2 separate regions of the Homo sapiens genome follow, and region 2 is linked to region 1. Evidence: chromatin contacts called from ENCODE Hi-C or POLR2A ChIA-PET data. All regions are on one chromosome and are shown on one strand. Each heading gives the region's core, a stretch centred on a gene start or an enhancer-like site at or near the end of the contact. The rest is flanking DNA. Distances are from core to core; before and after follow the strand shown. Region 1 has its middle 61 kb from the start of NEK6. Region 2 has its middle 19 kb from the start of NEK6.

Evidence for each region. Hi-C counts contacts between places; a loop is a spot of excess contacts on that map. ChIA-PET counts read pairs that join two places held with the same protein, here RNA polymerase II (POLR2A). Pooled maps may share reads with other maps.
Region 2: a map with no recorded cell type shows a loop between it and region 1 (10-fold over the local background). The contact joins two enhancer-like sites. A Hi-C loop is called at or near these places in 6 of 168 maps with a recorded cell type or tissue (B cell, GM12878, breast epithelium and 3 more), 15 of 37 single-sample maps with no recorded cell type and 12 of 50 pooled maps. POLR2A ChIA-PET finds 5 or more read pairs at or near these places in 8 of 52 experiments (A549, GM12878, H1 and 5 more).

What each region holds. Positions count from the first base shown.
Region 1 is chr9:124,194,994-124,199,878 of GRCh38, forward strand. No RefSeq gene overlaps it. Among named protein-coding and RNA genes, the nearest start is that of NEK6, 61 kb to the right of the region's middle. Within about 2 kb of position 2,543, at least 9 of the 41 ENCODE cell types and tissues checked have a DNase peak (open chromatin) inside an H3K27ac peak, as active enhancers do; they include GM12878, where a contact is called at or near this core.
Region 2 is chr9:124,236,907-124,241,791 of GRCh38, forward strand. No RefSeq gene overlaps it. Among named protein-coding and RNA genes, the nearest start is that of NEK6, 19 kb to the right of the region's middle. RefSeq lists enhancers at 2,818-2,867, 2,998-3,047. Within about 2 kb of position 2,413, at least 5 of the 41 ENCODE cell types and tissues checked have a DNase peak (open chromatin) inside an H3K27ac peak, as active enhancers do; they include GM12878, where a contact is called at or near this core.

The sequences.
Region 1 (4,885 bases), core at 1,293-3,792:
TGAATTTTAAAATTGTTTCTTCTATTTCTGTGAAAATGCCATTGGAATTATGATAGACATTGCATTAAACCTGTACATTGCTTTGGGTATGGACATTTTGGATAACCTAGAGGAAACGGATAAATTCCTAGAAAAATGTAACCTACCAAGATTGAATTGGAGGAAATAGAATGCTTGAACACACTAATAACAAAGGGATTGAACAAGTGTATTAAGCCATTTTCACATTGCTGTGAAGAAATATCTGAGACTGGGTAATTTGTAAGAAAAGAGGTTCCGTTGGCTCATGGTTCTGCAGGCCATACAGGAAGCATAATATTGGCATCTGCTTCTGGGGAGGCCTCAGGAAACTTACAATTATGCGGAAGGTGAAGGGGGAGCCAGGCCTCTCACATGGTGGGAGCGGGAGCAAGAGAGAGAGGGGGAGGTGCCACAGAGTTTAAAATGATAAGATCTCAGGAGAGCTCACTCACTATGGTGAGGGCAGCACCAAGGGGATGGTACTAAGCCATTCATGAGAAATCCGCCCTCATGATCCCATCACCTCCCACCGGGCCACACCTCCAACACTGGGGATTACATTTCAATATGAGATTTGGGTGGGGACAACATCCAAACTGTATCAAAAAAGTAATTTAAAATCTTCCAACCAAGAAAAGCCTAGGACCAGATGGCTTCATAGCTGAATTCGGCCAGCCATTCGAAGAATTATTATCAGTTCTTCTTAAACTCTACCAAAAAAATAGAGCTAGAGGAAATATTTCCAAACACTTGTTATGAGGCCAGAATCACCTTAATACCTAAGCCAGACAAAGATACCACACAAAAAAATGAAGCTACAGGCCAATCTCTATAATGAACATCGATGTAAAAATCCTAATAAAATATAAGCAAGCCAAAATCAAGAACACACAAAAAAGACTACATGTCATAACCAAGTAGGGTCTATTTCTGACAGGCAAGACTGGTTTAATGTGCACAAATCAATCAATGTGGTACGTTACATTAACAGAATGAAAGATAAAAACCACACAATCATCTCAGTTGAAACAGAAAAAGCACTTGACCAAGTTCAGCATCCTTTCTGGATAAAAACTCTTAACAGTTTTGGCATAGAAAGAAAGTTTCTTGACATAATAGAGGCCATTTATGAAAAAACCACAGCTAACACCATAATTAATGGGGAACAATCAAAAACTTTCCTACTGAAATCTAGAACAAGGCAAGGATGCCCACTCTCTCCACTTCTATTCAACATGGTACTGGAAGTATGAGCAAGAGCAATCAGACAAGAAAAAGAAATAAAAGTCATCTAAATCAGAAAGGAAGAAGTAAAATGATCTCTATTTGCAGATGACATGATTCTATATACAGAAAATCCCAAAGATTCCACACAAAAAAACCCTGTTATATCTAATAAATAAATTCAGCGAAGTCATAGGATGCAAAATCAACACACAAAAGTCAATAGCAGATCTACACAAAAACAACAGCCTAGGTGAAAAACAAATCAAGAAAGCAATCTTATCTACAAAGGCATTAAAAAAATACTGAGGAATAAATTTAACCAAGGAGGTGTAATATTTGTATACTGAAAACTAGAAAACATTGATAAAGAAATTGAAGATCTAAATTAGTGGAAAGCTATTTCATGCTCATGGATGAGAAGAATTAATATTATTAATATCTGTACTCCCAAAACAATGTACAGATTGAATGCAATGAGGTCAGGGGGTTTAATTGCAAGTAAAAAAAATAAAAGAAAGAAAGCTTCTTCAAAACAGCCCAAGAAGAGAAGGGAATTTATTAAAACAGGAGGGTCCCAGAGATCCAAGGCTGGACATGGAGCAGCTTCAGGAAGGCAGGAGTAGGGACCCAGAAAGTTGTCAGGAGATCTGGAGGTAGTGTCTTAGGCTCCTTGTGACTATCTCTCTCTTTATCTCAGTCTTCCTTCTTATTTTCCTTCCTTTCTCTCTCCCTCTCCCGCTCCCCGCCTTGTCTCAGTATCTCTCCTGCATGACTGCCTCTTTCTATCTTGTCTCTGCCTGTCTCTGTCTCTCCCTCCCATAACTGCATTTCAACCTTTCCATGATTGAGTCTTCTCTCTGCCATTCTATGAGCAAGTGGCCAAACACAGCCAGTCCAGCCCAGCTTTATGCCTCCTTTCAAATAACCAGCCAGGAAGGCAACCCAGTATCCCTGATTCTCAAAGCCAAAGTCACAGGAGAAAGAAGCTGATTGGCTCAGCTCAAATCAGCCTGCACCTCTGGTCTAATCAGCTGTCGCTAGGGGAGCAGAGAGGTACAAATATGGCCCCTGAGGTTCCACCTAGGGGAGAGGAGGATACAAGAGAAGGGAGCTGGAGGGCTGGCCAGGAGCACAGATGCCCACCACACCTGCCTGCCCAGTTGGACCCTCTCAGAGACGGGTTTTGACCTGAATTGAGCTTTGGTCCTCTTGGCCCCTTGGCCACGGTCACGTAGACTGCTAGCTGAGCTCCATTCCCTTCATATCTGCACATGGTACTTCCCGTCTCTGAGTCTCTGCTTCCTCATTTGTGAAATGATAGTAACAGCCCCTCCCAGTGGGGTGGTTGCAAGACGACATGAAGTTGTGTGGGCAGAGGACCCAAGGCCTTGCTGGCCACAGTGACTATGACACATCTGAATTCCCTAAAGTCCTACAGTTCCCGTGGTCCTCGCCTACCTGCCCCACTCCTCCCTTCTTCCCCTACCTCCACCATCTTCCCCCACTGCCAGTACGGCCCCAGGATGCTTGTGGTTACAACCAGTGAGATCTACTGCCCTCTACCACCACCCACATATCGCTAATTTGAGAAACGCACACCAGGGTGTCTGGGTTTAGCTGTTGAAACCACACATTCTGACCATCTTCTCAGTCCACTGAGCCTCCGTGGTCAGCCTGGCTGAGCTCTTTGTGGACCAGACATTGTTCTGCGGTCCCCACTCTAAAATCAGGTGGGGGCAGCATTAAGGAAGCCTTGGTGCCTATAGGATATCAGACACCCCAGATGCCTCAGGGATCTCCTTGAATGCTGCGCTACACACTATGGACAGATGCAACTGTTGATGTCATTTCTTTTTTTTTTTTTTTTTTAATTTGAGACGGTGTCTCGCTGTGTCGCCCAGGCTGGAGTGCAGTGGCGTGATCTCGGCTCACTACAACCTCCACCTCCCAGGTTCAAGTGATTCTCCTGCCTCAGTCTCTCAAGTAGCTGGGACTACAGGCATGCACCACCACACCTGGCTAATTTTTGTGTTTTTGGTAGACGGGGTTTCACCATGTTGGCAAGGCTGGTCTCAAACTCCCGACCTCAAGTCACCTGCCCACCTCAGCCTCCCAAATTGCTGGGATTACAGGAATGAGACACCACACCTGGCCCGTTTCTTCTTATTTTTGTTATTTTCTTATTTATTAAGCCAGCGTTCCCCGCTGCCTACTCTCTTCTTACTGGAGGCTGACCACTGGGGACTTCTGTATCTATGGAAGATGTGGGTGTTGAACTTGGGAACCTCAGGCCATGACATAAGGCTGAACAGGCCTCACCATGTCCTTTGGGTGCAAGAAGATCACGTGGAGAGGCACATCCAGCACCCAGCCCCAAGGCCCACCTCCTTGTCCCAGAACCCTAGTCTACCACAAATCTCCCACCTTCTGCCCCAACAAGAGAGTTCGGGTTGTTCCCAAATGGAGTCTTCCATGGACCTATGAATCTGACCAGGGCACCTCAGCTGGGCTGGCCTCTGAGCATGTTTTTTGCTTTTTGTTTTCTTTTTGAGACAGAGTCTTGCTCTGTTGCCCAGGCTGGAGTGCAGTGGCATGATCTCGGCTCACTGCAACCACTGCCTCCCAGGTTCAAGCGTTTCTCCCAGGTCAGCCTCCAAGTAACTGGGATTACACTTGCCCACCACCACACCCAGCTAATTTTTGTATTTTTAGTAGAGCTGGGGTTTCACCACGTTGGCCAGGCTGGTCTTGAACTCCTGGTGACCCACCTGCCTTGGCCTCCCAAAGTACTGGGATTACAGGCATGAGCCACCGCACCCAGGCCCTGGCCCCTGAGCCTTTGCTGCACCAGCCTCTGTTCCACACAGACCTTTCCTGTGCCTTGACCCAGCGCCAGACCCTTCCTGACAGCTCCAGCCCCTAAGACCTGGGCAGCTCCTGGGTCTGTGATGGAAAGCTTTATGCTCACTCAGGAGGTCTCTACCTGGAGGTGCTTAAGCCCCAATGCAGAAGTTGATGAAGCTGCTTTCTAAGTTCAAAAACCTAGAGCTAGCTTTTCCCTTGGGTGCAGCACACACCTCGGCAGGAGGATGGGGTTGGGGGTTCAAGTCCCAGCCACCACCTCAAGTCTGGAACTCTCCTTTTTGTTCAGGCCCTATTGCTTACTCCAGAATCCATATTTTCTCATGGTACATTTCCCCTAGGAGGCCCTGCAGCCACCCACGCCACCCCACGACCCAGCTTCCATCTCGGCTACAAATAGAAAAACTCTAACTCGACTGGTAGACACTCCTGTCTCACAGAGGGGAAAACTGAAGGCCAGCAGGGCTGTTCCTGGGTCAGTTATGTCCATGGCTGTATGATAGGTTGGGGTACTGGTCCATAAATATTCACAGGCCTCCACCTGCCCTGGGTGAGTATACATCCTGAATGGTGTGCTGGGCTTGGTCATGTGACTCTCATCAGCAATTGGAATGTGAGTCAAGTTCTTATTTTTTTTTTTTTTTTTTTTTTTGCTTTTTTGAGAAAGGGACTTTGTCTGTTGCCCTGGCTGGTGTGCAGTGGGACAATGATAGTTCACTGTAGCCTCAAACTCCTAGGCTCAAGTGATCCTCCTGCCTCAGCCTCCCAAGTAGCC
Region 2 (4,885 bases), core at 1,163-3,662, 42 kb after region 1:
TTGATAAAGATTATTTAAACAGGATGCAAATAACATAAACCATAAAAGTCAAAAATTGAAAAATTAGCCTTCAAAATTAAAAACTTTTCCTTTATGAAAGTCACTGTTGGGAAAATAAAAAGACAAACCAAAGACTGGGAGAAAATGTCTGATAAGTAACTGGTCTCCACAATTTTAAAATAACTCATAACTCAATCGTTAGAAGACAAACTAACCAACAATAAAATAGTCAAGTACTTTGAAGAGGCACTTCTTCAAAGACATATGGACGGCAAATAAGTGCATTAAAAAAATTCAACATCATTATTCATTAGGTAAATGCAAAATAAAGCCACAATGACCAAGTGCTACACACTTATAGAATGGCTAACATTTTTAATACTAACAATACAAAGTGCTGGTGAGGATGTAGAGCAGCTAGAATATATATTGCTGTCAGGGATGCAAAACTGTACAACCATACTGGGAAATAGTTTGACAGGTTTTTTATTTCGTTAATAGATGAACCTTGAAAACATTACGCTAAGTGGAAGAAGCCAGTCACAAAAGATATATTATCTGATTCCATTTTCTGAAATTTCCAGAATGGGTAAATCCAGAGAGATAGACAGTTGATTAGTGGTTGCTTGATGCTCGGTGGGGGAAGGGATGATTTCTCTTTTGGTGACGAAAACATCTTAAAATTGACTGTGGCGATGGTTGCACATATCTGTGACTATACAACAAACAAACACTGAATTGTACTTTTTAAATGGATGAAGTGGATTGTGCGCTAATTATATCTCAATAAAGCTGTTTTTTTTAAATAAAAATATTGAGCTAGGTGAATCTTCACATTTCTCCCGCTCTCCATTTCCTATCTCCATAGTTTTTCTTTTTTCCAACAAGTATTTCTTGGCTGCTCCCAAGCTATTCATGTTTCCAGTTCTCTCTCTTCCTTTTCCCCCCTCAAATGTTCCTGCATCAGCCCATAACCTGAATGGCCAAAGAAAGGATTCTCCTGGGGAGTGGTGGGTGCAAAAGAAGCTACAAGGCAAACACAGAATTCTCGTTCTCCATGGGGCAGGCCTTGGGCCCCAGGACCAGGATTAGGTAAGGCGAGTGAGGTATCCAGGACCCAAAATAAAAAGAGGTACTCACCCAGGGCATGTAAGTGAAGGTCGGCTCCTGAGAATGGATGCATCCTTACATCTTTTTTTTTTTTTTTTTGTAGTAAAACACACATAACAGAAAATTTACCAGTTCAATCATTTTTTTTGTTTTGTTGTTGTTTTTGTTTTTTGTTGTTGATGTTGTTGTTGTTGCTGTTGTTGTTTGAGACGGGTCTCGCTCTGTCGCCAGGCTGGAGTGCAATGGCGCGATCTCAGCTCACTGCAACCTCCGCCTCCAGGGTTCAAGCGATCCTCCTGCCTCAGCCTCCCGAGTAACTGGGACTCGAGTGCTCCATCATGCCCAGCTAATTTTTTGTATTTTGGATAGAGATGGGGTTTCACCATGTTGACCAGGATGATCTCAATCTCTTGACCTTGTGATCTCCCACCTTGGTCTCCCAAAGTGCTCGGATTACAGGCGTGAGCCACCGCGCTGGGCTGGTTCAATCATTTTAAAGTGTACAATCAGTGGTTTTCAGTACATTCGCAATGCGTGGAACCAGCACAACATTGTCTAATTAAAAGATATTTTCTTTTTTTCTTTTCTTTTCTTCTTGGTTTTTGTTTTGTTTTGTTTTGAGACAAGTTCTCACTCTGTCACTCAGGCTGGAGTATAGTGGTGCAATCGCGGCTCACTGCAGCCTCAACCTCCCAGGCACAGGTAATCCTCCCACCTCAGCTTCCTGAATAGCTGAAACCACAGGTGTGTGCCACCACACCCTGCTAATGTTTAAATTATCTGTAGAGACGGAGCCTCACTATGTTGCCCAGGCTGCTCTCAATCTCCTGGGCTCAACTGATGTGTCTGCCTTGGCCTCTTAAAGTGCTGGGATTACAGGCATGAGCCACTGCACCCAGCCCCAAGACATTTTCATTACCCTAAAAGAAAACCCTTTAGTCACAAGTGTGGTTCCAGGTGTGAGCTGGCTTTGTGATCTGTAGAGCTGAGGGTAGAAGCTTCCATTTGAAACGTCTGCTCAGGTGGCTGCTGGAATGTGGCTGGACTTCAGGTAGACTATACCTTAGTTGGCCCTACAGAGGCATCTAAGAAGTTGTCCAGAATTTGAAGTTCTATAAAAGGAGACCCATTTACAATACACGCAAGGGAGCTGACTATTGAAAAGAAGCCAGCAGTGAATCCTTTGGTGTGCCTTTGTGTTGAATAAATTGGAATTTTTATAGATTGGGTTTGCAGCTCAACCAAGTTCTGAAAAGTGTGAGTCCAAACCGCATAGAGGTGAAGGTGGCAGGACTCAAGTTTCTATGGTTTTAAGGGTACAGGGACTTTCTCCTGCGCAATAATCTCATCTAAGAGAAGCCCAGGGCCTCCCACGTGGGCTTGTAGAGGGCAGGCTCCAGACTACAGAGAAAAGGGGAAACTGTGTTTTCCCCGCCCACAGAGACTGAAGGTCAGACCAGATCACGTTAAAGCAAGAAGACTTGGTATTCTTCCCTGGGGAATTTGTAGGTTACCAAGATTGGCAGGGAAGGGGAGGAGGACCAGAGATGTTCTAGAGTGTCACTCGATCCCCATGTATGGAGGGAACATTAACCCTGTGTCACGCACTTGGCACTTGGTACTTATTATTCCATTTAATTTCCCCAGCAATCCCTTCACTCACAGGCAAAGCCTGCAATTACCAACAAGGTAAAGTGGCTGACCAAGGCCACAGGCAAGTCAAGCCCTGGGGCTAGGATTGGAACCCAAATCTCATGGCTCAAGTCTTGAGGCTGACTCCACCAAGCCACTGTGAAGTCCCCCTGAGAGCAACCAAGAGCCAGGCATGTGGGGGGTAACAGGGCTAGAGAGGATGTTCTCAGTGGGCAGTGCTAATGTGACCCTGTGGGAGGGACATTCCTGTCTTCTCTTTTTGGTTTGTCTTGGAAAGTCCCACATCTTTTGCAGAACTGCTTCCTGGTATCCCTATCTGGAATTTACACCAAGGACAGCCAAAGGCCAAGACTGGCTTAGAGGCCTGAGGAGTGGGGATCAGAGAAAAGGGTCAGTCCATCCTGTGCAGCCTTCCCGGCCTGGGCCCCTGTGAGTTGATGGAGGAAATCAGTGGCCATCGTTCCCCTATCCTTATCCTGAGCAGGGGTACTGGAGGCCCTGGGAAAGCCCCCTGAGCTAAGACTGATCTTCCTTGCCCAAAAATAGCTGCCTGGGATTCAAAGAGACTGCATGGGAAGAGGAGGAACTTCAGATTCACACCTGGGTTCAAATCCTGGTTCCATCCCTTACTTGCTGTGTGACCTTGGCCAATGTCCCTCACTTCTCTGCACCTTGGTTTCTCCATCTGTAAAGTGGGATCAACCATCATCCTATGGAAGGGGCCAGTCCACAGGAAACACCTCTCATCAGGGAGTGGGAGCTGTTAGGAGGTTTCTCAGCATTCCTCTAGCTTCTAGAAGCCCCCTTCCAAGGAGTAAAACCTGTGCCTAAAGTGCTAGTGCTCTGGCCTAGGCACTGGCTTGGCCCTGGGGAGCTACCATGATGGACCAGTTATGGTCCCTGCCCTTCCGGAGCACAAAGTCTAGGGAGGAGGACAGAGCCTAAGCAGGCAGAGCCACACGTGGGATAGGGCTGCAGCAAAGGGACACACAGGGGCCCCAAAAGGGAAGGAGGATCCTGCCTGGGGTCAGGGAAGACTCCACAGGGACAGAGACTGGGGGCGAGAGTTTAAATCTTTAATAACCTGTTTGTCACAGTCACTGACCAATCAGAAAGGACACTGGCTGTAAACAATCCACAGCACCCACCAGTGTCTACCAGCTGATGATGAATGCCCTGGGAAGGGGCATTGATTGGGGTGCTGGCGGATGAATAAGAGTTCTTTCGACAAGTGGGAAGAAAGGGCACCCCAGGCAAAGGGAGCACTACGTGCTCAATCCTGGTGACAGGAAAAACCACGGCTGGAGCATAAGATGTGTTGGGGGAAGGTGGGGCATGAGAGCAGAGAGGGTCTCGAATGCCACTACATTTGGGAGACACGGTTAGGACTTCTCTGATGTGGCACTCCACACTGGTGACCCAGTTGAACAGGCACTGCAGTGAGAGTTTTCAGGGTCTGGACACGCCTCCTCTCCCAGGTCCACGACATCTACATGGGGCAGAGCTCTTACTAGGGGTCCAGGCTCAGGCTCCATTCTCTTGGGAGAGGGGCTGGCAAGGTGGGTCAGGAAGAGAGGCTCAGCCAAGGGGCTCTAGAGAGCCTTTTGAGTGGGGAAACTGAGGCCAATGCTCAGATGTATGAGTGGGATCAAATCAGTGGGAGGTGGAGACACTGGTGACCTGAGCTTCCCTGAGCTTCCCTGGCTTTGAGTCCTCCCCCTAGAGTGGCACTGAGGCCTCCTGTTAGCTCAGGAAAAACTCAGGGATGTTTTAAGGGTCAAGTTCTAGCACCAGCTCTGCTGCTGATGAGCTGTGACCTTGAGCAAGGCACAGACCCCTCTGGGCATGGGGACCCTGTTGATTGCTTCCTTGGAAATGGAAGATGTCCCAGGCTGATCCTGTTCTGCCAGCCTCCCTGACCTGGCATCATGGAGAATGTGAGGGCTTCAGATTCAGGCAGAGCTGAGTTTGAATCTCTGCTTTGGAAATGGACTGGGTGTTTGACTTGGACCAAGTGCTAAGCTCTGGGCCTTTATTTCCCCATCTACAAAACAAGGAATTGATTGGTGAGATTAGCGTTGAATGGAATAAATGAAAAACTCTGGTGGGGGGGGGCAGCTGG